Linked DNA regions of Homo sapiens: region 1 is linked to region 2. A link is an interaction called in ENCODE POLR2A ChIA-PET data of the cell type or tissue named here. Cell type or tissue: endothelial cell of umbilical vein. All regions are shown on one strand. Links, peaks and the distances in the headings refer to the core of each region. The heading gives the core; the rest is flanking DNA.

Region 1 (15,202 bases), core at 5,695-10,694, 900 kb before region 2:
AGAGGGATCCTTCATCCTGGACGCACCTGCCCTCTGCCCAGCCACTATAAAAACCAGAGCCACGTGCCCCTTCTTTTGCTTGAGTGTGGGCCCTGCTGTCCCCAGAAAGCCTCATTACGTGAGTAGTAACTCTTTTCAAATCCTCCTGATGAGTGTGTGGCATCATCAGTCTGGAGCTCCGAATCAATCTTGGGTGGTTTGAAGGGCTGATAACTCCCATCAACAGTGCAGCAGCAAAGCAAACCCCAAATTGGAAACTACTCAAATGCCAAGGCAATAGATGAGGATACAAATACATTTTTTGCATATTTGCCCAATGGAGCCTTTGAAGCAATGAGAATGAATGAACTGCAACTGCACGTCATCTCGCAAACATAATGTTGAACAAATGAAACCAACACAAAAGAATATGTTCTATACGACCGGTTAGCATTTTTAGAAGCTAACTTGTAATGTTAGAAGTCAGGAGAGTTGCTACCATACTTAGGGTGGTAGGTTACTGGAAAGGCGCACAAAGTGAGAACTTTTTGGTACATCAGGCTGTATTTGAAAAGATAAAAATAAATCTGAGTGAGATGGGAGAGGCAGGAGAGGATGATCGGATGCTCCAGCTCTCTGAGTGAAGTTCTGACTCTGCCCTGTTGGGCTGCGGTGTTTAGAATGTGAACCAGTCCCATCCAGTGGACAAATGTAGAAGTGCATGTAAAGGCTTAAAATATAATAGCAAGATGTCTGGTCTGTCTTGGGAGTCTCTGATAGTCGCAGCTAATTTTGGGTGTGGGTGCAGATCCTGGGCTCAGAAATGAAATAGAGCAGGCCGGGCGCAGTGGCTCACGCCTGTAATCCCAGCACTTTGGGAAGCCGAGGCGGGTGGATCACGAGGTCAAGAGATTGAGACCATCCTGGCCAACATGGTGAAACCTCGTCTCTACTAAAAATACAAAAAAAATTAGCCGGGCGTGGTAGCTGGCGCCTGTAGTCCCAGCTACTCGGGAGACTGAGGCAGGAGAATGGCGTGAACCCGGGAGGCGGAGCTTGCAGTGAGCTGAGATCGCGCCAATGCACACCAGCTTGGGCGACAGAGCGAGACTCCGTCTCAAAAAAAAAAAAAAAAAAAAAAAAAAGGAAATGAAATAGAGTATCCAAGAAGAGTCTGAGGCCAGACTTTCTGTCCTGCTACAGAGAGCTGGGTTCGCCAGGCTGAGGGAGACAAATGACTTCTCTGGTGGGAGGGATAGGAAGCAGAGAGAAAGGTGGACCCTATCCCAGCTGAGGGCTCCACTATCCCCACGCATTGTTTGCCTCACTAGGAAGTCCAGCTGGGTTAGGAAATCACCTTTACTCAGGTGCTAAATGCTAATCTCATAAGGTAGGTAGTAATGCCCATTTTTCAGATGAGGGAACTGAGGCCTGGGTAACTTGACTTGTAAGTGGCAAAACTAACGTTTGAATTCCAGTCCGTCTGGGTCCAAAACCCATTTCTAAATTATGATACTCTATGTTGAGTGTCTTAACCTTTTTTTTGTTTTGTTTTGTTTTTTGTTGAGACGGAGTCTCGCTCTGTCGCCCAGGCTGGAGTGCAATGGCGCAATCTCGGCTCATTGCAACCTCCACCTCTCTGGTTCAAGCAATTCCCCTGCCTCAGCCTCCTGAGTAGCTGGGATTACAGGCGCATGCCACCACGTCTGGCTAATTTTTTTGTATTTTTAGTAGAGACAGGGTTTCATCATGTTGGCCAGACTGGTCTCGAACTCCTGACCTCAGGCAATCCGCCCACCTCGGCCTCCCAAAGTGCTGGGATTACAGGTGTGAGTCAAGGAGCCTGGCCAAGTGTCTTAACCTTTTTTGTGCCATGGCCCCCACCCCTACCCCCAGCAGTCTGGTGAAGCCTATGGGGCCCCTCTCAGAATCATGTTTTAAAATGCATAAAATAAAACACATATGATTATCAATTCTACTGAAGTTTCTAAGAATGTCAATCCCATTGAAATAGTTACCAAGTTTTAAAAAAATTATAGTATAGCGTGTGCTATTTATGTGTATCTTTATTAATGCCTTAAATACAAGATCTAGCAGTGGGTCTGAATTTCCAGGAAGTAATGAATGTAAATATTTTTAGATGTCTGTTCTGATGGTAATGTGAAATGAAACTATCAGGGATTTCACTGGTGACAAAGTCATGGGTGACATTCCAATGAAAGAAAATACTGAATTTCCATTAGAGGTTAGTGAAAATAAGGATGTAATCTTATTCTCATGTAAGCTCAGATCTCTTGCATACCAGGTATGGGTCCTTTGGGGATCCATGGACCTTAGATTAAGACTCCTTTAATTGTTGCCTCTGACTCCTCTCCCTTTGCCCCTGACTATTCCCAGGGCTTTGCTGGAAACCTGCCTGTGAGCTGACAACTAGCAAAGAGTGCTAAGTGTTTGTTAAACAAGGCAAGATCACAGTGTTCAGCAGACACGAAAGGCCTCAGATGGGCTGTTGGACCCAGAAATACACACAGGAATAAGATGCAGCCTTGCCTTCAAGAAGTCCCCAGCCTAGTAGAGGCAATGTCTCTATAGGTTATGATTTACCTCCAGATGAATTAAACAGGCAAGAAGTGAGTGCTTTGGGAACATACGAAGAGTAATCCAATGGGCTGGGTAGTCCAGGAACGTGTCCTCTACGGGATGATACTAGGGTTGAGACTGGGATGGGCAGCTTTAGAAGGGGCCAGGAACACCTAGTAGTTAGGCACACAGGCTCTCTCATCAGCCTGGATTCAAAACCTGGCTCCATCACTCCCTAGCATTGGGATTTTGGGCAAGTCTTCCTGATCTCTCTGTGCCTCAGTTCCTCATTTGTAAAATGGAAATGACCCTACCGCTTCATAGGGTTGGTTGGTGTGAAGATTAGATGAGTTTAGGTGTTGTCGGCCACAGTGATGGCACTGATTGTCATTGGAGAGGTAGACAGAGGTTGAGGCCTTTCTGGGCATTAGAAACAGCACAAACTGTGCAGAGACAGGATGGTTTTCTTGTGAAAGGAACTGGGCAGAGAAAGTCATGGGTTTGATGAGTTAAGGTGGAATGGACAAACATGTTTTATTTTTCTAGTTATGTTTTTATTTGTTTGCCTTGGGAAATAACATCAAATGTGTGATTTTACTGATAATATTCCATAAAACAGGACTAGAGTGAGTATTTAAGTTTTAAAGAGTGGTGAGTTGATTTATAGAAGATATATTTATACAATAATACATAGTATAGGTGGTAGAGGGATGTGGCAAAAAATATGAAGGTGACAGCAATGCCTCATTTTAATCACTGGATTAGGAGATAGGAACCCTCTTCACCTTATGAATTTTTCAAAGTTCCTCTGGCTCAGTCCAGCAATTCCTGAATCCCTGAATGGGACAGAGGCTGACAGCAAATGCACAGTGTTTGGGAAAAGCCCAGAAATTCTGTCCACACCCAATTCATTTCTGAATACACTCAAGGGCAATATTTGAAATTGAAGGTCACCACCCAGAAGCAGGTTATGAAATCAGTTAATTACATGGTGGCTCACACCTGTAATCCCAACACTTTTGGAGGTCGAGGCAGGTGGATCATTTGAGATCAGGAGTTTGAGACCAGCTTGGCCAACATGGTGAGACTCCATCTCTACTAAAAATACAAAAATTAGCCAGGTGTGGTGGTGGACACCTGTAATCCCAGCTACTCGGGAGGCTGAGGCATGAGAATTGCTCAAACCTGGGAAGTGGAGGTTGCAGTGAGCCCCAAGATTGCACCATTGCCCTCCAGCCTGGGTGACAGAGTAAGACTCTGTCTCCAAAAAAAAAAAAAAAAAAGAAAGAAATCAGTTAATGAGTCATGTCTAGCTATTTATTTATTTATTTATTTATTTATTTATTTATTTATTATTCATTATTTTTTGAGATGGAGTCTCTCTCTCTCTGTTGTCCAGGCTGGAGTGCAGTGGCACAATCACGGCTCACTGCAACCTCTGCCTCCCAGGCTCAAGCGATTCTCCTGCCTCCCGAGAGTAGCTGGGATTACAGGTGCCCACCACCATGCCCAGCTAATTTTTGTATTTTTAGTAGAGACGGGATTTCACCATGTTGGCCAAGCTGGTCTCGAACTCCTGACCTCAAGTGATCTGCCCCCCCAGCCTCCCAAAGTGCTGGGATTGCAGGCATGAGCCACCATACCCAGCTCATGTTCAGCTTTTAAAAACTATGAAACAGAAAGGAATAGAAACTATCCTTTTCATTGGTAGTTGGGTAATATTATTTTGTGAAACTTTTTTTTTCAGGTGTGTGTATGTGTACAATAGACTGCCTGGTAAAATGCATTTCCTATTGTGGGATACAGACAAAAATAACTGCTTAGATGGAAACAGGCCTGGATTCTCATCCAAATTCTCCTCCTCCCCTGCTGTCTAGCAGGGTGGTCTCCATACTCTGTGAGCCACAGAAACAGGTTAATTTTGCTGGGTGGCTAACTGAGATGGCAAAGTGCTATGTTTATGCCTGGTGTTCTGATTTAGCCAAAGTGTTCCTGAGCCTATTTATATGCCCAGAACTCTCCATTTAGAGGGAATTGAGTTCTTTAGGAGAGAGGACTGGGATCAGGCCAAACAGGCCATGAACCCATGTTCCCTTTTCCAGATTCCAAGCCCACACCCAGAGCTTCTGCTTCCAAACATTCCATCACTTTTCCAGTTACAACATTTCCATATCTTTCATGACTTCCTCATTTTGTAGCCACACTTCCCACTCTGATATGTGATGTGGGTGGGGCACGTGCTCATTCCTGGAGCCGCCTCCCTGTTGTCCCACCTCTACCTCTCCGGGAACCCGCTGTGCTGTGGGACAGGAGGAGACCTAGCGGACAGCCTTTGGATAAAGCAGGTAGATAAGCATTGGAGGGGAAATAGCCCTGGAGCAGACTCTGAGACAAAGATTTGAGTGTAAATTTTAGGTTGAACTATATGAAATTGCCATTTTTATAGGTCAAAAATCTCAAATATTGGCAATGTCATATGGTCCCACTAACAGTTTATCTGGAAGTTGGAGACATGGGCAGGAGAGTGGGGAGGTGAGGCAGAGGAAGGAAGGCAGCCAGTGAAGAGTGTGTTAGCAAACCAGCTTCCCCTGTGGGTGGTTGGACTTAATCCCCCAGGAGAAACTCGGGGAGACAGTGCAGTGCACACACCTTGGAGTTATTCCACCCAAGGGCAAGGGAGGTGGGGTATTTAGGCACCAACTGACCTCAGTCATTGGTTGAGGGTTCTTGGTGGGGGGCAGGGAACATTATGTCCTGGAATTTCTGGCATGCTGCACTGGTGGGCAGGGGCAAGACAGGCTTTGTTAGCCAGAGCAAGGCCACAGACAGAGCAGTGTGGGTACTCACAGCTGGAAGTCAGCCAGTGTGTGCCCAGCAGGTGGGAGCTCTGGTAGACGAGGGCCACCAATGGTGCCTGCTACAGGAGCTCTGCCAGGGGATTCCAAAGGTGCCTTCAGTGAGCACCTCTGGCCACACACTCATGTAGATGAGAAAATATGATTGTAGTTTTCTAGAAGAAGCTATTTTCTATTTTGAGACCCCCATTCTACAGGATATGGAAACTTAATTGCAGTCACTGTGAGGGTCACCACTCGCCCAGAATTACATCAGTTCCAGGAAACTGGTTACTGCCCAGGTGCAGGGGAGCATGGTGCCACCTGGTTCTTGGTGGCACCTGTCCACACGGGCCTCCACTTAGACATCAGCATCCTGCCTCCCTGTTGGACATCAGCCTATGTGTCCACACTCAGGGTAGTCCACTAGCACCTTCAGGCCTGGCAGCCCATTGAAGACTTCATTTGATTGCTTCAGGCTAGGGCATGGGATGGGGCTACCTGTGGCCCTGTTCACCTTGGACTCCCCATGTGCCATGTCCCTGTGCCCCCTAAGTCCCGCAAACACCAGGACCGTGGCCATAAGACAGGGCACGGTGTCCCTCTAATGTTTAGACTGACCTGCTTCCCTGCTGCCTCTTACCTTCTCAGCCTGGGGAATGCTTTTTTAGTTTGGTATAGAATAGAAAGAGAACCTTAATTTTCTCAAACTCCTGTACTCAAAGACCAAGAAAAAATTCAAAGACCCTTCCTGAGTCTCACTGTTTGAGCAGAAGAAAAGTGAATGGTGGGAAAACACCAATTAACACTTGATTGATTGATTGATTGAGACAGAGTCTCATTCTGTCACCTAGGTTGGTGCAGTGGCATGATCTCGGCTCACTGTAACCTCCACCTCCTGGGCTCAGGCAATTCTTGTGCCTCAGCCTCCTGAACAGCTGGAACTACAGGTGCATGGGACCATATCTGGCTAATTTTTTTGTATTTTTGGTGGAGACGGGGTTTCACTGTGTTAGCCAAGCTGGTCTTGAACTCCTGACCTCAGGTGATCCACCCACCTCAGCCTCCGACTGACATTTTAAAAAACGTAATAGTGCCTTAACCCCTAGGGAAACCCTGGCCCCACCCTTAACCATAAAAAGAAATTGGTCAGGCATGGTGGCGCATGCCTGTCATCCCAGCTACTTGGGAGGCTGAGGCACGAGAATCACTTGAACCTGGAAGGCGGAGGCTGCAGTGAACTGAGATCGTGCCACTGCACTCCAGCCTGGGCGACAGAGCAAGACTCCGTCTCAAAAAAAAAAAAAAAAAGAAAAAAGAAAAAAAGAAAACAAAAGAAAAGAGAAAAACAACATCATAAAACTACAAAATGTATCTGGGGAGAGGGGAAAATATCTGATTCAGAAGGGAAAATCCTGTAAACTAACTGGGTGGAGGCTGAGGGTGGGGGTGGAGGTAGTCTGGTCCAAATCCCAGTGCTGCAATTTGGAAAAGTTACCTAACTCTCTGTGCCTGATTTTCCTCATTATAACATCGGGTTCGTGGGAGGATTAGACAAATTAATACATGTAATGCACTTGAAACAGTGTCCTGTCCAGCCCAAGTGCCATGTAAGCATCAGCATTATTGTTCGGCCCCTAGTGCCCTGTCTGGAATGAAACCCAGGACAGGCCCTCAGGAAGGGCTTCCTGGATGGACAGATGGGGTGATAAAGTGAAGGGGTGGTCAGGCAAGGTCCCCAGTTCTCAACTGTTGATTAGCTGTCAGCTTTCTCAGTTTCCAGAGACCTTGAAAATATTTAAAAGAAAATAGTTCCCAAGAAATGAAACTGGCTCCAGAAAGCTGACAGCTCATCCTGTCCATGACACTTACCCACTTCCAGGGTCACCTGCAAACACCAACTTCCTAGCCTTACAGTATGTGATCTTCTTTGCCTGGAACCCGAGGGTGCATCCAGCTGCTGCTATTTTTGTCCCTGGCTTTGGGCTGAACTAATAATGTTATGAGAAATTTTAAGAATTTGTGTTGGGCTGCATTCAAAGCTGTCCTGGGCTGCATGCGGCCTGTTGGTTGGATAAGCTTGCTCTATAGTCACTTTACAGACAGGGAAACTGAGTCCCAGAAAGCCTCAGGTGGTGGAGTCTTTGTATAAGAAGCGGTAAGACCACTGTTAGGTAAGAGCAAGTAATTCTAGGAAGGCTTTCTACATCAAAGCCTGCATTCTCCCAACAAACATTTACTGAGTGTCTACTGTGTGTCCAGTGCTGGCTGGGCTATGCAGTGGGGGATGTTCAGATGAGCAAGCAATAATTCTGTCCTGGAATCACTAACCAGATCTGAGGTGGAGGGGCTGGGGAGCAAAAAGGAGCAAATAATTACACAGAATATTCACAAAGACAATGAGCAAAAGAGCACCGGAGTAGGAGTCAGAAAGTCCATGTGGCTGCTATCAACTGTGTTTCTGGGCAAGTGACGGGGTTTCTGAATCCTGGCAACCCTGTCTGCAAAATGGATGTGATAACTTCAGCCTGGCCTAACCCACAAAGCAGATGTCTGGAGAACCACTCTGTAATTCTAACATGTAGTAAATATGTAAGTGAAGATATTTTGATAAATGAATACATATATTGATTTCAAACAAATGCATTTGTAGCAAGGCAAGGGACTGGCAGTTGGGGAAAGGATTATACATAACCCCTTAGCTGAAGGGTGCCTTGGGCAGATGTACAAAAGAGGAGATAACACAGTCTGAGTGGCCAGCGGGGGCCAGGCTGGGGACAGCACAGAAAGAGGAAGTGGAAGAGGTGAGAGGAGCATCATTTCCTTCCTTTTGTGCCGTCAATGGAGCATGTTAGGAAGATCTGAGGTTCTGGCATAACAGCAAATAAAAGTGAGTAAATGTGGGCTCTAACCAGGCTTCTAAATTGGAGGGCAAGTTTGTAGCCTAGGAATTCAAAGTTTTAAGGCCCTAGAGAAGGACTGGACTGACTCTCTCATGAGTTAAGCCAGAATGGGGTGAATTTTGCCCAAGGAAGACAGAGAAATAAAAGAAAAAGAAACAGTGAGACAGAGGATGAGGCAGGGCCAACCCAGGGCTCTCCCATCAAAAACCAGGCTGTCAAGAGCTGCCAGACTCAAGAAGGGGCAATCAGAGCATGAGCTTGGTGGTGCTGGAGGGAGGATGCCTGATGGAGAGCAGGGGTGGGGGTGGGGGATCTGGGGCTACCTGGCCAGGCTCAGCCCTTCCTGGAACTCTTTGCCTGTGGAATTAGGACTGACTCCTCCGACTGCAACCTGCCCATTCCAGGAAAAAGCCCAGCCCTTGTTGGGAAGATGCCTCAGTGAGTTTCAGGGAAACGGGAAACCTAGTTGCTCACACAAAGGCTCAGAGGTCTCCCAACCACCTGCCCTGCATACCAGGGAGTGTCTGACGTGCTATGGCTGGGGGGTGACACTGAGGGAGTGACTTAGCCGTGGGCCACATCTCATTAGGAAAAGCAGCTTAACAGGAAACAGATGGGTTGAAATATTTTAAAAGAGGATGAGACAATTTGAACAGCAAGATAAATAATGAGAGTAACAGGATAAAATAAATACCCATGAGTTCATACTAATATAAATACTTAAGAAGAAAGGCTAACTCTTTTAAAAAAAAAAAATTTTTTTTTTTTTTTTTTTTTTTGAGATGGGGTCTCCCTCTGTTGCCCATGCTGGAGTGCACGGCACAATCTTGTCTCACTGCAGCCTCCACTTCCCGGGCTCAAACAATCCTCTCAACTCAGCCTCCCAAGTAGCTAAGACTACAGATGCATGCCACCACACCTGGCTAATTTTTGTGTTTTTTGCAGAGATGAGGTTTCGCCATGTTGCCCAGGCTAGTCTCGAACTCTGAGACTCAAGCCATCTACCTGCCTTGGCCTCCCAAACTGCTGGGATTACAGGCAAGAGACACTGTGCCAGGCCCAGCTCTTTCTTATAATAGAATTCTAATTAATACATGTAGAAAGAATTCTAATTAATATATGATGGAAATAGAATATCACCATTTGGAAAAAACCACAGTAATAATTACTGTTGGAAAGTATAAATGGATGCAAAAATTAGTGGACAAAAGCATGATGAGAAATAGGATATTTGTGTAGTCTCAAAGTAGCAAGATACTTACTAATTACAAAAGGTAAATAGTAATTTCACAGTGGAAGAACTTGTTAGATACCACATTTTTCAAGTGATCAAAGTTAACATTGCCAGGAAAGAGACATCTTTAAATTATGTACCTCTGATACGTATACTGAGGACATAAGATCACTTCTGTGTTGTTCCTGCCCAAAATACACAACCTCAGTCTAATCCTGAAGAAACACCACACTGAAATTTAGGGACATTCTACAAATGAACTGGCCAGTACTCTTCAAAACTGTCAAGGTCATGAAAGACAAAGCAAGACTGAGGAACTGCCCCAGAATGAAGAGACAAAGGAGACATAAGAACCAAGCGCATTCTGGTTTAGATCCTGGGCCAGAGAAAGGACATTAGTGGGACAACTGTTGAAATTTGAATAAGGTGTGTAGATTACTCAATAGTATCATGTCAATGTTAATTTCCTTGTTTAGATTCTTAGTCAGTACTGTGATTATGTAGATGTGTTAAAAGTAAAACCTTAGAGGCCGGCTGCTGTGGCTCGTGGCTAGAATCCCAGCACGTTGGGAGGCTGAGGCAGGTGGATCACTTGAGCTCTGGAGTGGGAGACCAGCTTGACCAACATGGTGAAACCTTGCCTCTATTAAAAATACAAAGATTAGCCGGGCATGGTGGTGGGCACCTGTAATCCCAGCCACCGGGCCGAGGTAGGAGAGTTTATTGAACCTGGGAGGCACAGGTTGCAGTGAGCCGAGGCCGAGCTCACACCATTGCACTCCAGCCTGGGCAACAGAGTGAGACTCTGTCAAAAAAAAAAAGCAAAACCTTAGGCAAAGTAAATGGAGTTTAATTGAGCAAAGAACAATTTGAGAATCAAACTAGATTAGGTTCAGAGAAACTTGGGTGCTGCTGCATGTGGAAGAAGACTTATGGACAGAAAAGGAAAGTGATGGACAGAAAATGGAAGTGAGGGACAAACAGCTGGATTGGTTACAGCTTGGCGTTTGCCTTATTTGAACACCATTTGAATGGTTGGCCACATGCGATTGGCTGAAACTCTGTAATTGGCACAAGAATAGGTTATAGCCTGTTTATACATTCAGTTTGGTTACAGTTCATTATGTGTGGAGAAATCTTTACGCCAAATTTAAAATATGTAAGTTTTATATATTAAATGTATAAAATACATGTCTTATATATTAAAAGTATATAAAAATATATGTTTAGCCTTAGGCTAAATGCAATTTAACTGATGTTAATATTAGGGGAAGCTGGCAGACAGGTATCCAGGAATCTCGTGCTTTATTTTGCAAGTCTAAAAATTATTTTAAAATAAGGATGTACAAAAGGGGGGAGGTGAGGGAGAATAAAAAAGGAGCCCAGGTCCTAGAACTTAGCTGTTCTGTGGGAGGGACCGAGGACCCTGTGGCTCTTGTTGGGCAGCTCCTTGGGTCTCTCTATTGGAAACTAGTGTTTGGCCTAGAGAAACTTGGAGGCCTCACTTGAAAGGTCCCCTGCTTCCTTCTGCCTGAGTAAAAACCCATCATAGTCTTAATGTCCATTCTTGGTAGCCTGTGGACCCCAGAGAAAGGCAAATGTCTAAGTCCATATCCATCTTCTTGGGACATTCCGTTCTCTGACGCCTGTCTGAGGGACTATCTGTACCCCCAATAAACTTGCAAAAACCGAGGCCCAGAGAGGTGAAGCCACCATCTCTAGGTCACACAGCCAGTAAATGCAGAGCCAGGTCCAAGCCCAGCTGTGTGTGACTCCAATGCCATGCCTTTAACCACCTGACATTACTACTCTATTATTGCTCAGTCCAGGTGGAGACAACAGGCATTCACCAAGCACTTGCTGTGTGTCAAGGGGGCAGTGGGACTGGAGGTGAGGGTGGCTGAGGTACTGATCCTGGACCACAGGTGCTGTCCTGGGAAGGCAGACCCTCATACTGCTAAGCATATGTCAGGTAATGCATCATATATCCACAGTCATTCATTCATTCAGTCTCTGCTCTTGCCTGTCCCTGGGCTCTGGGTGGTGGGTCAGATATGGTCCTTCCCCTGAGAGCTCCTGACCCAGCAGGGGAACAGATAGTTAAATAGGCAGCTAATCATACAGAGATGCCATGAAGGGGAGTCGGGGAGAAGGGAAAGAAAGAGGGAAGATGATTTGGAAAGTCTGGGAGATGAAACTATTGGTGACACAGTGGGTGTAGCAGACACAGCCCTGCTCAGTGGGAGTTATGGCCAGAAAAAGAGATTGGGTGGAGTTTAGAATTGGGGCAGAATGGGACTGAGATCTTGCTGAGAAGGTATCCAGGATGAAGAAGCTGAAGGTGATGTTGGGAAGGCCCTTCAGGTAGACACAGGGTAAACAAAGGCCTGGACCTCTGGGATGGGCTGTTAGTGTACTTGACCCAGCTACTAGGGAATCATTCCAGAGAGGGGATACATGCTTTCCAAACACTATCTTTGGGGGATGCTCTTTTATGGGGTGGGAGTCATCTGAGCTTGACTCTTATCAATGAGAGAAATAGCTCATGGCTATGCAGCTGAGATGAGGGCTGGGGCAAGGGCAAAGGGATTTTTTTTATTCCAGTTGAAAGCAGGATATACATAGGCTGCTGTCCAGAGAGGGGATGAGCGCATGGAAAGGAATTACACTCTGTCTGCACTTCCCTGAGGAAGAGGCACCTGGCGCTGCCGCTCTCCTCCCAGGCTTGTGGTGGACATTCTCAAGCAAGTCATTCTGGCTCCGGTAGGTTATAGCCATACTCGGGGTGTGGGGTGGGGGTGAGACTTCCCAGGGGACACAGGGAGAGACTGAACCCAGTGGCTTGGGGAGTGGGCACAGGTGCTGGGAAGAGGGAGGTGCTAAGTCAGTGCAGAGCTTTCTCTCCAGGGCAGCTGTTGGAGCAATTGCTTCCAGCACCTGGAGAGTGATGGGTCTTCTGACCTCTTTCCCTTCCTTGACTCTGGCTCTGAGAATCTGCTTTGCAGATTCTGAAAACCCCTGAGAGTTGGTTCTCCAACCTGGCTGGGGGAGCTCAGGCATTCCTTTCCATCTCTGGGCCTCAGTGTTCCCGGCTGTAAGATAATGGGGCAGATGAGATGGTCTTTAAGGGCCTCTCTCCCAGGGCCAAAGTTTCACAGCTCTGTGGTCTCTTCTTTTGCACATGTCCACCCTCTCCCCATCCTGCTCCTTTCCCAAATTCTTGGCCCCCTTCCTTCTGCCCAAAACAGTTCCAGATTCAAATAGTCCCTGGATCTCCTCCCATGCATCCCAGCCTGAATCAAATGTCATTTAATCAGCGAGTTTATTCATTTTAGGGGCTGGAAGAGAACCAATAGTATATGCCAGGCCCTTAGTTTACCATAATAACCCTGCAAGGGAGGCAGATTATAGGTGAGAAAGCTAAGTATCAGAGAGGTTAAATAATGAGCTCGGAGTTGCACAGCCATTAAGAAGTGAGTTAAGCTATATTCTGTCTGTTCTACCCTGCCTATTCTGTCTATTCTACCATGCTGAGTGTCCTGCCTTTCCTGGGGATAGTGGGGTTTCATTTTCATGCTGAAATACACACGCAAGGAGTTCTCATGGGAACATTACAGGCAACAAGTACAGAGGCAAAAAACAAAACATCAAAAAACATTCTGGGAAAGACATGAAAGTCTCACCTTCTGCAGCAGCAGCTCCTTGAAGGGTCGGGCTCTGAAAGTGCTTACTTTTTGTTAGCTGAAATAAGTTTTGGGAGGAGGGTTACTCTTGTGATTTTATATATGTCACAAACATCTCTATCTCCTGACCAGGCCAGGAAACATTGAGTGATGTGGGGTCCCAGGGAGCGTGGGGAGCAGGCAGGCCTCACATATCTCAGGAGAAGCAGACAGCTATGTCTAGCTGGAAGCTGCAAGGGGACTCCTGCCCTGCTGAGGAATGGACAAGGCCACTCCCTTCCAGCCAGACTTTGTGTAATCTGGTGTACCAGACGTGGCTCTGGGCATGAAAACAGACAAACAGGATACACTAAGATGTTCCTGTGGGTTATTTTTGCAGTGGTAGCATCTCAGGGGACTTTTGTTTTTGTTTTTTGGCCTCTTTTCTATTTTTCCACTGTATTTCCACATTTTACATTGAATATATATTATTATGGCAATCAGGAAAAAATAACATGTTAAAAAAGTAAGGAGAGAGAGTGTGCCGTGATCTGGAATCAGAGGCCAGCTGATTCCTCTGGCCAGCTGTGCCTGGCTTACAGTGTGGCCCTGGATTTCCTGGGAAACTAGAGAGGCGATACCTGTTCACCCCTTCACGAGGGAGCCAGGAAGACACAGCAATGACTGGGATAAAAAAAGGTATCTGGAAACACAAAGCCCTGTGTAAGTGTCAGGGCTGGTTTCTATTATCTTCATTGTGTTTTATAAATCACAATCTGAATATGCTTCCCATGCAGACCATCCAGAAGGCAGCTGTTCATCCTGCAAGCCCGAGGAAGGGGTGCACACAGGCTGAACTCCCAGTGTGTGATTTGGGGCTCCAGCTCTGGAGCCAGCTGCAGGAACTTGGTTTCCAGTTCTGCCATATACTTGCTGTGTGTCCTTGGGCACTTTACTCCCCTTCTCTGAGTCTCAGTTCCTCATCTGTAAAATGGGGCCCATTTTATAAGGTTATTGTGAGAAGTCAGTGCATTATTACATATAAAGCTCAGGGAAGGGGATCTACAACCTAGTTGTTATTATTGTTATTTTTTTGAGACAGGGTCTCGCTATGTTGCCCATGCTGGTCTCAAACTCCTAGGCTCAAGGAATCTACCAATCTCAGCCTCCCAAGTAGCTGGGACTATAGGTGCATGCCACTGCACCTGGCTGTGCTTACTATTTTCTTTGAGTGGTATTGTAACCTAGCATTTAAGAGCATGGACACCCATTTCAAATCCTGGCTCTACTACTCAATTGCTCTGTGATCTTGGACCAGTTCTCTAACTTCCCTGTGTTTTAGCATCCTCAGCTCTAAAACAGGGCTAATAATAGTATTTACTTCTATCAGGTAAATGTGAGGATTAAATAAATTAATATATTTAAAGCCCTTACCCTAGATTGTATTTTAAAGGAGGATATGATTTCCACATTCAAAGGAAGCCAGCAAAAGTATTTTCCACTAGAAGTGATCTCAAACGGTGTCCTTGGCTTCATATTTCAAAGGCTGGTGTGGCCTCTGGAGATCACATTCAGTCTTGTTTATTTGATCAGTTTGCATGTTGAATCAGCTGCACTGTGAACAGTACACTCAGGATGGGTGTGCTTTCAGCCCCTGAGGGACCTACACATGACCCTGTCCATAGGCTTCTTGGCTGTAGGTAGGGCGGCCGTGAAATTGATGTCTAAGATGGAAGAGGGGAGATGGTGGGAGACACAAAAGAGGGTTCGCTGAGTCAAGCAGGGTTTGGTCAAGCTCTGTGGGGGCCTGATCAGGGGAATGCTGGTGAAGGTTTGACAAGAAGCTCTGGGCTGGGGGCACAGGGGAGGTAGGATGGCAGAGGAGAGGAAAGCCTTGATTTATAGCATTTGCCATGGTGTAAATATTCCCAGTTTCAGGTTACCAACTTAACATCACTGAACGCAGAGTTGGTTAATTCCATGATCATTTGTTTAATGCCTCCCAGATGC
Region 2 (15,202 bases), core at 3,431-8,430:
AACTGACTGGAGCACAGACACTCTCTGGTGGCCACGTGACACTGTTACATCCTTTCTAGAAGGCAATTTGGCAGCTGATATCAAGAAACTTAAAAACTTGTATGCCCTTTCACTCAGTAACACAGGGCAGTTTCAATTCTAGGAAACTTCCCTAAGAAAATAAACATCATTGGGGTCAAAGATTCATATGCCAAGATGTTTGTCTCAGCAGTATAGTAATAGGGAAAGAATAGAACATGCTAAATGTTGACGAGTAGAGACAATTTATGGTACACGTTAAAATGAGTGTTAAAGATTCATTAAAATTATGCATAGAAAGAGTTTTTAGTGGTATGATAAAGTGCTTGTGATGCAATGTTAAGGGGAAAAAGAATACGCATTTCCATAAGTCACATATTTTCACCTCTGCTTTAAGAAAAAGATCAAAAAGAAATATACAAATTATTAAGAGTTTATGTCTAGGTGGTAGCTGGTAGGGTGATTGGAAAATATAGATAAGTATTTTTACAACTAGAATTTCAACGACATTCATTTCTATATTGTTGACTTCTAAAAATCTTTTCTGAGCTTAAAAACCTTTTTTTCTATAAAAGTAAATCAACTCAATGAAAGTTAATTAACTTGAACAATGTGTTGAAATAATTAAACTGATAAGAAAACTCATTGAATTTTTAAAAAGCACTAAGTCTGCTGTGATTATATAAATTCTATGTACAGAGAAAATTATTTTAGTGATGAGAGGAAAAGGAGACAGGAATGGACAATTAGCCTATGTAGAAATGTGTGTGTGTGTGTGTGTGTGAGAGAGAGAGAGAGACAGAGAAAGAGAGAGAATTAGTGTGATTCATTTATGAATACATATCAGAAAACAATACTTTCTCCATTTTTCTATTCTTTTAAAAATATTTTAAACACAGAAAAATTTAGAGAATTGTAGAATTATATAACCCATTCCTAGAGTTAATAAATGTTAGCATTCTGTCATATTCAGTTTATTTTTTAGGAAATAAACATTACAGAAACATTTGAATTCCCTGCTTCACCCCCACGCCTCCCCCCACAACCAGTTGGTTCTCTCCTCCCCTGCCTCCTGCCATATCACACCTCCTTTGTTGGTTCACTGCGTTTGAACTTATGAGAGAAAAAGCTGTCAGAGCTCCTTGCATTTGTGCATGCAGCACAGCAGGGCCTTCAGAGCTGCCCTCCCAACACGGCCTGTCCAAGCAGACTCAGCCTGGCCAGGTAGGTCCCTCATTCGCTAAGGCTAGCGAGATCCCCTGACTATGGCCCTCCAAAGGCACCTCCACTCACCCAGGGGTCCTGGGAACTCTCCCTGCTCCGCCCCATAGGCTGGGTAGCCTGGAAGAGTCTTGCCACTGGGCAGTCTCTTCTTTGGTACCAGAGGTCTTGGCTGTGAGCCATAGTCCCTTCTGGCTTGAGATTAGTATGGTAGGTGGCATCTCCTGGACCCCTCCACCCCTGCAGCCTGTTATTCTAATCTTCCCCCCACCCTTTTTTTTTTTTTTTTTGTCTTTCACAGCCAACTCTGAGAAGTGGTTTTCCACATTTCTTCCTTTGGGAATTGAAAGCGTTGGGGAAGCACAGGCATGAGGAACAGTGAAGAGCAGGAGCTCTTACAGTCTGTCTGCTGGGGGGTTTAATTCACTATCTCCTGCCAGGCTCATTTGTCCATGCATCAAATACTTAATGAGCCTCCACTCTACGGGAAGCACTGCTGTGGGCTTGGGTGATACCATGTTGAGCAGACACAGACTCAGTTCCTGTCTGTATTAGTTTTCCTTTGCTTCTGTAACAAATTACTACAAACTTGAGGCTTACAAAAACACAAATTTGTTGTATTATAGTTCTAGAGGCCAGACGTCTAAAATCAAGGTGCCAGCAAGGCTGGTTCCTTCTGGAGGCTTCAGAGAATGATTTGTTTCTTGGCCCCTTCCAGCTTCTGGAGGCTGCCTGCATCCCTTGGCTTGTGGCCCCTTCCTTCATTTTCAATGTGCCTCACTCCAACCTCTGGTTCTGTCATGTCTCTTTTTTCTAATGTCTGACTCTCTTGTGTGCCACCTATAAGGCCCCTTATGATTACAGTGGGCCTACTGAGATAATCCAGGAAAATTTCCACATCTTAAGATCCTTCACTTAATCCCACCCGCAAAGTCCCTTTTGCGTGGAAGGTAACATATTCACTAGTTGTGGGGATTTGGACCTGGACACTTTTGGGGGTGCATTATTCTGCCTATGACACCATCCCCACAGCAGTTTTCACTTATGTGATTAGTTGTTAAACAAGTCACTGCAAATGCAAGGAGGAGAGGCAGCAGCTTGGCAGGGAGCTCAGAGGCTGCCCCCAGGAAATGACTTGCTCAGGACCTGGAGACTGAGGAAGATGTGACAGACACAGAGGGAAGAGAGGGGTAATTCACACAGTGGGCACAGCAGGCGGCAGGATAGGGAAGACAGGTGGCAGGACAGGACGAGGTGAGGACAGGGACTCTCTGACATTTGTGGGTTGGTAGGAAAGACAGGAGGAAAGAGGAGCCTGAAATGAGGCAATGGAAAGGCAGAGGCCAGAGAGCCTAGATTAGGTAATTTGGTTCAGGATTCTTTTCTTAATGTCAATTGGAGAGTGTAATCAGGGATCACAGACTGGCTTGTTTTTTGAAAGTTTCCTCTGGCTGCATTGTGTTAAGAAGACCCTGGTGAAGGGATTCTGACCGTGGCCAAAATGACAACGTAACTTCCCCCCAAAGATGTCCAGGCCTGAATCTCTGGAGCCTGTGCCTGTTATGTTACATGGCAAGGGGGAATTCAGATAGCAGAAGGAGTTAAGGTTTCTAACCAGCTGACCTTAAATGGGATAGTACCCTGGATAATCTAGGTGGGCCAGTGTAATCACAAGGGGCCTTAAATGTGGAAGAGAAAGGCAGGAGAGTCAATGTCACATTGATGTGATGTGAGAAAGACCTGACAGGTTACTGCTGGCTTTGAAGATGGAGGGGCCCATAAGCCAAGGAGTATAGGCAGTCTCTAGAACAGCGGTCCCCATCCTTTTTGGCACCAGGGATCAGTTTTGGGGAAGACAATTTTTCCATGGATGGTGTGGGGAGGGGAATGGTTTTGGAATGATTCAAGAATATCATATTTATTGTACACTTTATTTCTATAATTATTACATTATAATATATAATGAAGTAATTATACAAGTCACCATAATGTAGAATCAATGGGAACCCTGAGCTTGTTTTCCTTCAACTAGATGGTCAGCTAGATGGTCCCATCTGGGGGTGATGGGAGTGACAGATCATCAGGCATTAGATTCTTATAAGGAGTACCCAACCTAGATCCCTTACATGCATTCACAGTTCACAGTAGGGTTCATGCTCCTATGAGAATCTAATGCCCCACTAATCTGAAAGGAAGTGGAGCTCAGGCAGTAATGCAAGTGATGGGGAGTGGCTGTAAACACAGTTGAAGCTTCTCTTGGTTGCCTGCTGCTCACCTCCTGCTGTGCAGCCTGGTCCTAATAGGCCACGGACCAGTACCTGTCTGTGGTCCCGGGATTGGGGACCCCTGCTCTAGAAGCTGGAAAAGGTAAGGAAACAGATTCTCTCCTTGAGCCTCCAGAAAGGAACACAGCCCTGTGGATGCTTTGATTTTAGTCCCATGAGATCCGTTGTGGACTTCTTAACTCCAGCACTATAAGATGATGGATTCATGTTGCTGTGTTCATTTGTTACAGCAGCAGTAAGAAACTTATCCAGCTTGGAAGTTCAGGGGGCTATTGGGGATTTAAATTGGGAGCAAGGAACAGAGGTAGGGAGACTTGGTCAATTGCTCTTTTAGAGATCTTGCCCCTGGGATGTGGGGAGCAGGACAGATGCTTTGAAAAAGGGGGCTCTGACCGGGCGCCTGTAATCCCAGCACTTTGGGAGGCCAAGGCGGGCAGATCACGAGGTCAGGAGTTTGAGACAAGCCTGGCTAACATAGCGAAACCCCGTCTCTATTAAAAATACAAAAAAAATTAGTCAGGCACGGTGGCGGGAGCCTGTAGTCCCAGCTACTCGGGAGGCTGAGGAAGGAGAATGGCGTGAACCCGGGAGATGGAGCTTGCAGTGAGCCGAGATTATGCCACTGCAGTCCGGCCTGGGTGAAAGAGCGAGACTCTGTCTCAAAAAAAAAAAAAAAAAAAAAAGAAAAAAGAAAAAGGGGGCTCTGCCAAACAGCCCTAGGTGAGGGAGGAGCTGGGCCCTGGGGAGCTGAGAGAAATGAGGGTAAAGAATGTGCGTTTGTAGAGAATAAAGAATAAGAAGGTCTTGGCCACCTCATGGAGGGTGGGGACGAGAGGCAGGAGAGGAGGAGAAAGGCACGCACCGTATCCAGGGCCCGCTATGTCCTCAGTTCATAGAGTCTTTATGTCTCATTTCACAGACAAGGAAATAGAGGCTTAGAAGCAGAAATCAAGTGACAAGCTCAGGCCACAGGGCTGAACAACGATGATGTGAATATTCAAGCTCCTGTTGGTTTGGAGAGGCAGATACGGTCCTGCCAAGAGCATCAGCTCCACAGGTAGTGTCAAAACATTATGGGTTTGTGTGGTGGACACAGAGCTGCACTGCCCAGCTCCCCTTCAGGAAGGCACAGTGGCCAGCTGCGGGCGTGCAGTCAGCTGCTGGTTGTAAGCTCTTTCCTGTGTACCTTGCCCAAGGTTACACCCCCAGGGAGTCTGTATCCAACCCCTTAGGAGCCAGGGTGTGAGAGTCTGGCCACTTGGACCAAATGTGGATACTGCCAGGCGAGCCTGCTCCAGGCCCTTGGCTGACCATGGCTGTGTGGGGCCTGAGTCACAGATTGGCGTCTTCCTCAGCTCATCCTGCCCCGCCAGGATTGACCCCTATTAAACTCAGCCTCTGCTTCGAGGAACCTAACCTGCAAGAGTAGCAGAGCAAGTCTTTGGATAGATAAGACAGTCTTTGGAGAGAAGGAGGCCTCAGTGGAGGGCTGAGGGGGCTATGCTTTGCATTCTAGGTAATGTTTTCTCCAAGCTGCTTTTATTTTTGGTACAGAAAAATGAGACAGGGTCCTCCCCATGTTTAAAGCTTCTTTTGGTTTTCATTTTCTCTGCTTTGGAGTTGAGATGTGGGTGATTGCATGTGTCTGGCTGAGTGAGAAGCAGTGCTCCTGAGCCTGATGGCCAGGAATTCCTGGGAACTTGGTGTCCTTCTCCTCTGGCTGAGCCACGCCCAGGTTCATCTTCAAATCTGGCTGGCTGTGCATCTCACCTCCCTCACTCTCCAGCCCCCAACTGCCTGCATGTCATACTGAAAGCAGCAGAGGGCTGGCAGAGGATACCACGTGGCTGCCTGATTCATTTCCAAGAGGGAAACCGACATTATCCATTCAAAGGGCAGAGGGAGCCATTGTTTACAGGAGCCTTTCCTCCTCCATCCTGGCTTCACCTTCTGGGAAAAGTGGGGACGCTCCACCTGCGCAGCAGCTTGTGGTAGGGTGGAGGGGGCTTGGGAGCCACAGTGGACCCCCCACAAGCCCTCTACCAAGGACCACGTGACAACAGGGATATGCACATTAACCCAAATTATTTGTCTACTTCAATCCCTGAACACTTTGTGTATCAGAAATTCTCTTAAAGATAAAGTGAGGTCTTTTTATTAACAGAGGTCAGAATGCAGGAGAGAAGAGGGATGGGGAGCCAGTCAGAGAAAGGAGCGCAGGCCTTCTCTACTCAGCCCAACCTGCAGGCTCCTCAGTGATCCCGGTTATACCGCCTGTATATGCGTATGCAGTCTTGTGCTAGGAAGTGGCTGAAGCCTCTGTTCTGTAGTCTCTGCTGATTTCTGTGTTGTAAACATTTCCCCCACAGCTGATATCAGGCTATCCAGGAGACGTCACTGAGCACAGAGTAAGGAGGAGCTGGGCAGTAGCCCCCATCAGGGAGGATTCCACCATCAAGACACAATAGATACCAGACCCTTAAGAGCATAGAAGACAGTAAGACGCAGTAAAATAATTAAGAAGTGATGAGTTTGGGTATTTATTACCTTTGTTTTTAATATAATTTATTTAATTGTAAGTTTATGAAATTTAATTTTACAATGGCTGTGTTTAACCACTGGTTCACAACGTTTCTGATCATTTAATAAGTGACTTTCACGGGCCAGTGATGAGCCTACGGCACTGCACTCCAGCCACTCAGCAACTCCATGTCCCCTCATATCTATCATCCTAAATGCCACAAGGGGTGAGTCTGTGGGCTCAGCTACAGTGTGGCTTCCCTTACCTCCACCCTCTGCTCCCAGCCTACCCTCTCTCTCGCAGTGTCTCCGAGGGAACTGCAGATGAACTTTACTTCCTGGAGGGAGTGAGCATAATGTAGTGGAAAGGGTTTTTCAAGTCTGCCATTCACTTAGAATGACGTTGGGTGAGTTACTTAACTAGTCTGAGCCTTGGTCTCTCAATCTCTAAAATGGGGTAATAGGAGTTACTTCATAGGGTTACTATGCTTTTGATAGGGATTGTTAACTATATCCCAATATCTATGCCTCCCCCACCCCCCCCCCACCATTTACAGAGCAGTAGAATTTTTAGCTGAACAAATACTGTGTGGATTGAAGACTGTGCTTCCCAGCCTCTATGGCAGCTAGAGAAAGAAGTTCTTTTTTTTTTTTTTTTTTTTTTTTTGAGATGGGGTCTCATTCTTTCACCCAGGCTGGAGTGCAATCGTATGATCTTGGCTCAATGTACCTTCCACCTCCTGGGCTCAAGAGACTCCCCCACCTCAGCCTCCCAAGTAGCTGGGACCACAGGCATGCACCACCATGCCTGGCTAATTAGATAAATAAATAAATTCTGCTTATTGGGATAAAAGTGGAAGTGATGTGTGCAATACCCAGGCCATACCCTTGAAAGGTAAGAACATGCTTCCCTTTCCAGTGTTCTCTCTTTCTGCTGGCTGGAATGCTGATGTGATTCTAGGAGTAGAAGCTGCTATCTGGGCCGGGCACGGTGGTTCATGCCTGTAATCCCAGCACTTTGGGAGGCCAGGGCAGGAGGATCACTTGAGGTCATGAGTTTGAGAACAGCCTGGCCAACATGGTGAAACCTTGTCTCTACTAAAAATACAAAAATTAGCCAGGCATGGTGGTGAGCACCGCTAGTCCCGGCTACTCAGGAGGCTGAGGCAGGAGAATTGCTCGAATCCAGGAGGCGGAGGCTGCAGTAAGCCGAGATCGTGCCACTGCACTCCAGCCTGGGTGACAGAGGGAGACTCCGTCTCAAAAAAAAAAAAACAACAACAACAAAAGAGAAGTTGCCATCTGGACCATGAGGGAGAAGCCTCATGCTGAGTGGCAGAGGAACCAGGTACTAGGAGCCTTGGTCTGATAATCATGCGGTTACCTTACCAGCCCTGGTCTACCTACTCAGCTTTTTATAAGTGGCAGAAATGGTATTAAGCCTTCATAATTTTGAGTTTTTTTTTTCATTTTTGTATTGTAGTGAAATATGCATAACACAGAATTTACCATTTTAAGCAATTTTTAAGCATGCAATTCAGTAGAACTAAGTACATTTACAATGTTGTGTGACCATCATCATGATCTGTTTCCAGAATAGGTTTTTCCCATCTCAAACAGAAACTCTGTATCCATTAAATAACAACTCCATATTTTACCCTCTTCCAGCCCCAGATAATCCCTATCTTACTTTCTGTCTCTATGAATTTGACTATTCTAGGTACATACAAGTGGAATCATACAATTTTTGTCTTTTGTGACTGGCTTCTTTCATTTAGCGTGATGCCTTCATGGTTCACCCATGTTGTAGCATGTGTCAGAATCACTTTCCTTTTTAAGGCTGAATAATATTCCATTGTATGAATGTATCACATTTGCTTATCCATTCATTGGTCAATGGACACTTGGGTTGTTTCCACATTTTTGGCTACTGTGAATAATGCTGCTATGAGCATTGGTGTACAAGTGATTTTGAGTCTTTTTGTTAAAGCAGTGGAAACAATATACTAACTAACACTGGTCTTAAATAATGCACACAGTGTTGTTGCAGTGCCTGGCATATATTTCCTCTCTTTGCTCTTTTTTTCTTTTTTTTCTGGAGAGTAAATCAAGGGATGTGGTAAAGAAAAGTTTGGGATGAAACCAGTGGCTGGCTCAGACCAGCTCACAAAAGCCAATGGTTACATTTTCAGTAAATTTGAGAGCTGGGTGTTAAACTCATGTTGACTTGAAATTGGCCATGGTGGGGGTATTTACACTATGGTAATTGGCAAACAATATAAATCGGGGTTTTTTTTGGTTTCTGAGAGAGCTGGTTGTTAAACATTATGAGCACCTCCCTGGAGAAAAACCTTCTTTTGCTGGAGGCCCACAAGACTTTGTTATAATTCCATCTTAGGTGGAGGAGGCTGTGAAAATTTTGTTAATTATGTTGTTTATGGGTGAGCATTGTTGTATGTGAGGTTTATGAAGTAGACATTTATTTGTGCATGTATGTATGTATCCTTTCTGAAAATTACCTAAGGTCATGGCAGAGAGGAGACTAGCTAGACATGTTTGCTGTGTGTTGAGGGCTAGGAGAGTGCTTCATGTTGAGATGGCTGCTGATAAGTGGAGCCTCCATCAGCCTGGGGACCCCTGAATGATAAGAATTCACAGAAGCCCCAGCTGCCCTGTGGTGGACGGGTAGCACGAACAAGAAACGCGCCTTTGTTATTTTAAGCCAGTGAGGTGTTGAAGTTGTTTGTTCTGCATCATAATCTAGTTTATCCTGACAGATACATCCCCCAAGTGGAGATGTCTGGTAGGTAGCTGCATATATAAAAAGAGTGTACTAGACTCCATGTAAACGGCATTTAAATCCATGGGATTAGTTGAGCTCTATAAATGGAAAAGAAAAGCGGTCCAAAGACAGAGCTCCGGGGGTTCATCTATGTGTAAATGTTAGAGGGATGAGGAGGAACCAGAGAAAGAGTGAGAAGGGGTAATTGGCTAGTGGGAGGGGGAAGGCCAAGAATGTGGGGTGCTGGAAGCCAAGTGAAGAAAGGATCAGACAGGAGGAAGGAGAAATTTACAGAATGGTTGGGAGTGTAAGTTAAGGCCTGAGAGTCATCTTGGCACCAGCAAAGGGGAGGTTTCTGGGGACTTGCGAGGGGCCAGGGTACAGGCTGACTGCCATTAACTTACTGATACTCTCAACCATTCAGTACATTTACAAAAGATTGGAAGGAGGAGAGCTAGAGAGAGGGCACATAAGCCTTCCTAGGACTCTGATGCAAAGGAATGACAGAGGAGGCAACACCTGGAGAAGGACGTGGGGGCAACAGAGGGCTTGGGGAGAATTGCTGGAGCTGTTGAGCGAGAGGGAATACGGGACCTAGGGCAAAGGAGTTTCCCATAGCTGGCAAGGTCCATCTCCAGGAACAGGAGTGAGGGGAGAACGGAGACACAGAGCTCAGAGGATGGGGGAAAGCAGGTGGGCGCCTGTGCAATGCCTCCTCCATGTAATGGGAAGCTCGTCACCAGAGGGAGGCTGTGAGGCTCTGAGGGAAGAGAGAGGCAGCAAAGGCAGAAAGCCCCTGGACAGGGTGGGGCCTGTGATAGGCAGACCTCTGGGGGGCTGCTGCCCCTGCTCCCACTCCCCATGTGGGCAGCTGTCCAGCTGCTTTCTGCCCCACCAGCCTCAGGGAAAGAAGATCTCAGAAGGCAGAAAGGCAAGGGTAAAGGGTAAGGCTGGCCTGGAAATCCTTCCCTGCTGGCTATCTGCCGCCAGGTAGAAGTAGGCCGCCAGGTAGAAGTAGCCCACCTGTCCACCAGCCAGTCAGCGAGCAGACCTCCATCTTCTTTATTAAACACCTTCTAAGCTCCTGACACTGAGTGGTTGCTGGGTATATTAAAGTACTGTCTTTCCTACTAGACTCACTGCTGTGTCATGTGACTGGAGCTCAGTTGGCAATGAGACTCTGAAGGAGGAGCAAGTCTTTCTGCCTAAGAGGTGAAGGCAGAACTTTGTAGGAGTTGGCATTAACAAGTCAGCAGTTTTTTTTTTTTCTTTGTTTTGAGACAGAGTCTTGCTTTGTCACCCAGGCTGGAGTGCAGTGGTGCGATCACGGCTCACTGCCATCTCTGCCTCCCAGGTTCAAGTGATTCTTGTGCCTCAGCCTCCTGAGTAGCTGAGATTACAGATGTGTGCCACCATACTTGGCTAATTTTTTGTATTTTTAGTAGAGATGGGGTTTCACCATGTTGGACAGGCTGGTCTTGAACTCCTGGCCTCAAGCAATCCACCCACCTCAGCCTCCCAAAGTTCTGGGTTACAGGCGTGAGCCACCGTGCCCTGCACAAATCAGCAGTTTTTCGTTTTGTTTTGTTTTTCTCGGAAGAAGACCAGAAGGGCATTCCTGCAGAGAGAATAACATCGGCCAAGGCACCCAGGTGTGAAGGTTTCAGCCTGCTGGCCTTACCTGCTGTAGAAGAGGCTCCCAGTGCAAATAAGTCTTTGTAGCTGTCAGGAGAAGGTTTCTATGGAGAAGAATATTATTCAGGAAGCCTAAGGGGGCTTGATGGACAAGGACACAGGGAAGTGTCCCAGGGTGAGAGGGAGACCAGAAAATGGACCCTTTGGTTATGGTAGGCCCATGTTCACTGAACTGAATTGTTCAAAATCCAACTCTAATGTCTGTGATGGGGACCCTGCAGGGGCACCCTCCTTTAAGTCAGTAGTCAGAAGCTGAGCTTAGTCACTAAATTGGCAGTGTCACCTCTGGAAGGGACAGCTGTAGTATTTAAGTCACATGTGAGCCATCACATTCCTGAGTTATTCAATCACAAGAAAATTGATATCTCAAATCTGCAGAGGAGAGGAAATGAGCTAATATTTCTTGGGGGCTCTTTGAAATAGCAGATAACATACTAAGTACTTTGGCATTTTCTCCCTTAAGCCAACACCTTCGCTTCTTGTACATGTTGTATCTATTAAGAAATAGGGGCTCAAAGATGTGCTGCACAACTGACACAGAGCCAAGGTGGCCAACTAACAAACCTGTGCTCATTCCCAAATGGCATGAACCCAAACATCTGTGGAGGCCAAGCGAACATCAGCTCAGGTGTGATGATAAAGGGCAACTGAGCCTCCCCTTAATTAGAGGGAGTGACAGGGGGACTGTGTGCCTCATGGGAGTATAAGCCCAATCTTTCTGTACCTTTTAGCTTTTCCAAAGAAGCCAGAAATCTGGATTTTGAATGAAGTTTCCCATGTCTGAAGTATAATTACTTAAAACACTGTGCTGCCCAAACAAGACACATTGATGGGTTAGCCCCCAGCTGTGAGTTGCCATATTCCAAGTGTCCTAGTTGGGATTGCATTTAGCTGTGTGTGACACATTCCTGCTAGGGTAGTGCAAGCACAAAGGAATTTGTCTTCTCCCATAACGAGAGGTCTCAGGAGGTAGTACAGGGCTGACGTGAGCTCTGCAATGCTGCTGTCATTGTCCCAGCTGTGTTCATCTTTCTGCTCCATTCTCTTGAGTGGGAACAGCAAACAAAATACAGTTAGCCATCTGTGTCCATGGGCTCCGTATCTACAAATTCAACCAGGATGAAAAATATTTGGAAAAAAATAATGCAAATAAAAAACCAATGGAGTGTAACAACTCTTCAAATAGTATTTACATTGTATTAGGTACTACTATAAGTAATTTAGAGATGATTTAAAGTACAGGGGAGGATGTATATAAGGTATCTGCAAATACTACTCTGTTTTCTATCAGGGGCTTGAGGAGAAATCTGCAGATTTTAGTTTTCAAGGAGGTTCTGGAACCAATCTCCTGCAGATATCGAGAGAGGACTGTACTCAGCGTGTGTAAGCAAGGCAAGATCAGGGATCTGTCTGGTTGAAGTTTGCTTGCATTGCTCTTGGTGCAGACCTCCACCAGTGAAGTAAATCTGTAGAGGTACCTGCTGTGGGAAGAAGCCATTGTCCCCTCTGAGGGGTGCTTTCTTCTGAGTTGGCATGAGCAAAGAGGAACTTAGAACCTGGCTTTAGCTCTGCAAGTGAAAATTTCCTCCAAGTAAAATAAGAAAGAGTCTACATTCTTCTCTTACTGAAGCCAATCTAGAATGTCCTCTTCCCTCCCCTGATCTCTAGCTCATCTCACCCAGGTGCAACTTTCACATTCTTTCCATAAAAATTCTCTGGATTGATAAAAAATCAATCTACCTGAGCTGGATGAGAGATGAAACCATCCCTTGATATAAAGATGGTTTGAAGTAGAAGGAAAACCTCCCTGTGCAGGGGTGAGGCTGGGTTGGAAGAGAGTTGGAGGCTAGGGAAGTGTTGAGTGAAGGTCCTTCCTGGGACTCATGGACTTCAGCATTTCCAGGGAGACAAGGTGAGTGGAGTTTCAGGCATACCCTAGAGTGTGTTCTTTTCTACCTGCAATATTCATGAACAAGAACACTATTTTATTTTTCCTGTTCTAGGGAAAATTCTCCCAAATGGTGAGATAGGGAGAAAAGCCCTCCTCCTCCCTCTGGCCTCCACCCAGGCTCAGGTTTTTTGTTTCAGCTGCAAGGGCTGTGGCTGGTATCTTTTCCCCTTCTCTCGGTGAGTGGGAGGAGCTGCAGAATATGTTAATTCACACACATCAAAGATACACAAAGACCCAAATGACTGCAGAAAAGAGAACAACAGGATGCACAGAGCCTTAGCCTAATCAGTTAACTTACATTCTTTGCATAGAGGTTTGGAAGAAAAAATAATTACCAGGCTAAGGAAAGCCTTCCTAGCTTCCAAAATTCCAATGACTTTCTCCACCAGGATTATGCTGGGATGTGGCAGAGGGCACACCAGAGTCTGTAGGGCTTCCACGCAGGATATTCAAGTCTCAGGTGGTCGGCAGGCACAGCTTTCACAGCCAGGCCTTGCTTGGGACTCGGCCCCCGAGCATTGGTGAGAATTCTATTTAGGTCTTCCGTCTTTGCACATTTATTATTACTGGTTCTGGTGGGGTGGTTCTCTTTGAGGCAGTTTACACCGTGAACCTGAGTTGAACTCAGGCTCTGGCACTTACAACCAAGTGACCTCGCAGGTCTGTTTTCCCAGAAGCAGACCACTAGATAAACCTTTGCACGAAAGTGTTTCATTGCAGAATACTCCTAGGAAAATACAATAGGGGGACAGGAGAGTGGGGCCAGGAAGGGAAGGAGGCCAGGCAGGGTGCAAAGGGGCAGCATCGAACACAGTCCCATAGAAGGAGGAGGAAAGGCTCCCACTTGGCTCAATTCTGGTGGAGCTCTGGGGTCAGTGGAGACCACACCTGAGTGTGCCTGTCAAAGGCAAGGGAGCTAGAAACATTTATAGCCCTGCACCCAACAGTCTAAGGTTCAGGGCTTACCTGGCACACCTAAATTCCCAAGGACCCCAGACTCTTGTGGGTAGGCAAAGTAGACCCTGGTAGTCAGAGGCAGCTGTTCTCAAAAGTGACAGAAGCCAGGCACATGGGAGTTGTTGTTCACAACACTTGGGCAGTGGCTGAATCTGCTACAAGTGACCTCAAGCAGTTGACTTAGTCCGTAAGACCCATGTGAAAAACGGGGATTATAATGTACCCTCTTCACAGGATTGATGTAAGATCAAATAAGATGATACATAAATGTAAAGCACCCTGACAATTACTGCTCAGACATGGTGAACTCTCACTAAATAATACTATGATTATGCCGAACAATGGCACAAATTTAACTTCTGGATCTGTAGCCTATTAAGTCAACCCACCTTTCTCCTGTCCCCATGAAAGGCATGGCTACTCCATCCTGAAGGACCCTTGCCTTGTCATCCTTGTTGGGGCTGAAATCCTGGTAGCCATCATCAATCTACCTGAGCTGGATGGGAAGTGAAACCATTTACCTGCTCTGAAGTGGAAGGAAACCCTCCCTGTGCAGGTGGCCCGGTTCCTGCTCCCTGAGCCCTTCAGCATGGCTGTTCCTACCTGCCAGTGTGGCTCCTTCAAAGGGTTCCATGCTGAGAGGCTGGCTGCTCATTTTGAAGATGTGGATACCACTCAGATATTTTTGGAACTTGACTTTAAAGCCTGTCTAGTTCATGGAACAGCAACGTCAATCACTTTTTACTGAGCATGTACTACGTGCCACACATTCTACCAAAGGCTTGCTAGGCAATAGTTACTTAATGTTCACAGTACCCTGGGAGGTAGGTGCCACTATCTCCATTTAAAGATTTCCCCTCAGGGATACTGAAGTTGGAGGTCTTAAGAAGCTTCCTTAAAGTCACACACTCAGGAAGAGGCATCTTGTCTACCTCCTTAGCCCACGTTTGGAGTCATGTGCAATTAATCCACTCACTCCTTAAACCTATGCATTCCCATTTGTGCGTATCGAATTTTATAATTATTTCTAATCTGCCTCTAAGATTTAATAGAGGTTAAGCTTTCTATGTGAGCTCACTCTTTCTTTCCTTCTTCTTCTCCTTCTTCCTCTTCCTCTTCCTCCTCTTCTTCTTCTTTTGTTGCTTTAATAAAAGTGTTTAAAATAGCAGTTACCAGAGCTGCTGTTTTCTCTGCCTCTTTCGCCACCAGCCCACTGCCCTCATCACTGATGTTTATCTCGTGAGACCTAGGCCCCAGTTCTTTGCATTTAGAGGAGACAGCCCACAGTCCTGCAGATCTGAGATCTTGCAGCCTTTTTGCAATGACTCTCAGTTCTTACATCTTACATGAGAGTCATAATCCTAGGTCAAAGGTCAGTTCTTACAACTTTCAGTGAGAGTCATAATCCTAGGTCAAAGGTTTTTGGACTCCTTCCTCTCTTAGAGCTCTTCTGCAAATGATTCTTATTTGTGCTCAGCCAAATGTGCCTGTCCTGAAGGAGACAGGTACAGGGAAAAGAACAATGACTGCTTCTGCCTTGCTTGGCCCCCTGGAAGTGCAAAAAAGCTTAAGGTGTCACCAGCTCTGCAGTCCACACCAGCCTCTTCCTTGCCAGTTAATGGCATCTGTTCACCAACCAGCAGCAACCAGCTCATACCTCAGCCATTCTCCTTTCTTTTCTGCATTCTGAACACCAAGTGCAGAGACTCTGCACTTTTTCCATCTTCTGCACATGATATTTTCACAATGTACCAAAGTTCATTGTGGGCAGAG

The links. ChIA-PET counts read pairs that join two places held together with the same protein. Peaks named below come from ENCODE experiments on the same cell type or tissue, not always from the same donor. Only the 100,000 strongest peaks of a DNase experiment are listed, where the experiment ranks them.
Region 1: POLR2A ChIA-PET joins it to region 2 with 7 read pairs; 2 of 35 experiments call an interaction of 5 or more read pairs at or near these places.

What each region holds. Positions count from the first base shown.
Region 1 is chr3:42,839,162-42,854,363 of GRCh38, forward strand. The region is part of intron 2 of ACKR2 (atypical chemokine receptor 2); the gene reads left to right. LOC124909373 (a long non-coding RNA gene) reads right to left here and starts at 13,286. Exons shown (of 2, transcript XR_007095895.1): 1 at 13,214-13,286. In endothelial cell of umbilical vein, for the core only: no CTCF peak of the experiment used is centred there; no DNase peak of the experiment used is centred there.
Region 2 is chr3:43,743,055-43,758,256 of GRCh38, forward strand. No RefSeq gene overlaps it. Among named protein-coding and RNA genes, the nearest start is that of ABHD5, 60 kb to the left of the region's middle. RefSeq lists an enhancer at 10,191-11,390. In endothelial cell of umbilical vein, for the core only: no CTCF peak of the experiment used is centred there; a DNase peak (open chromatin) is centred at 5,367; H3K27ac peaks cover 257 bases.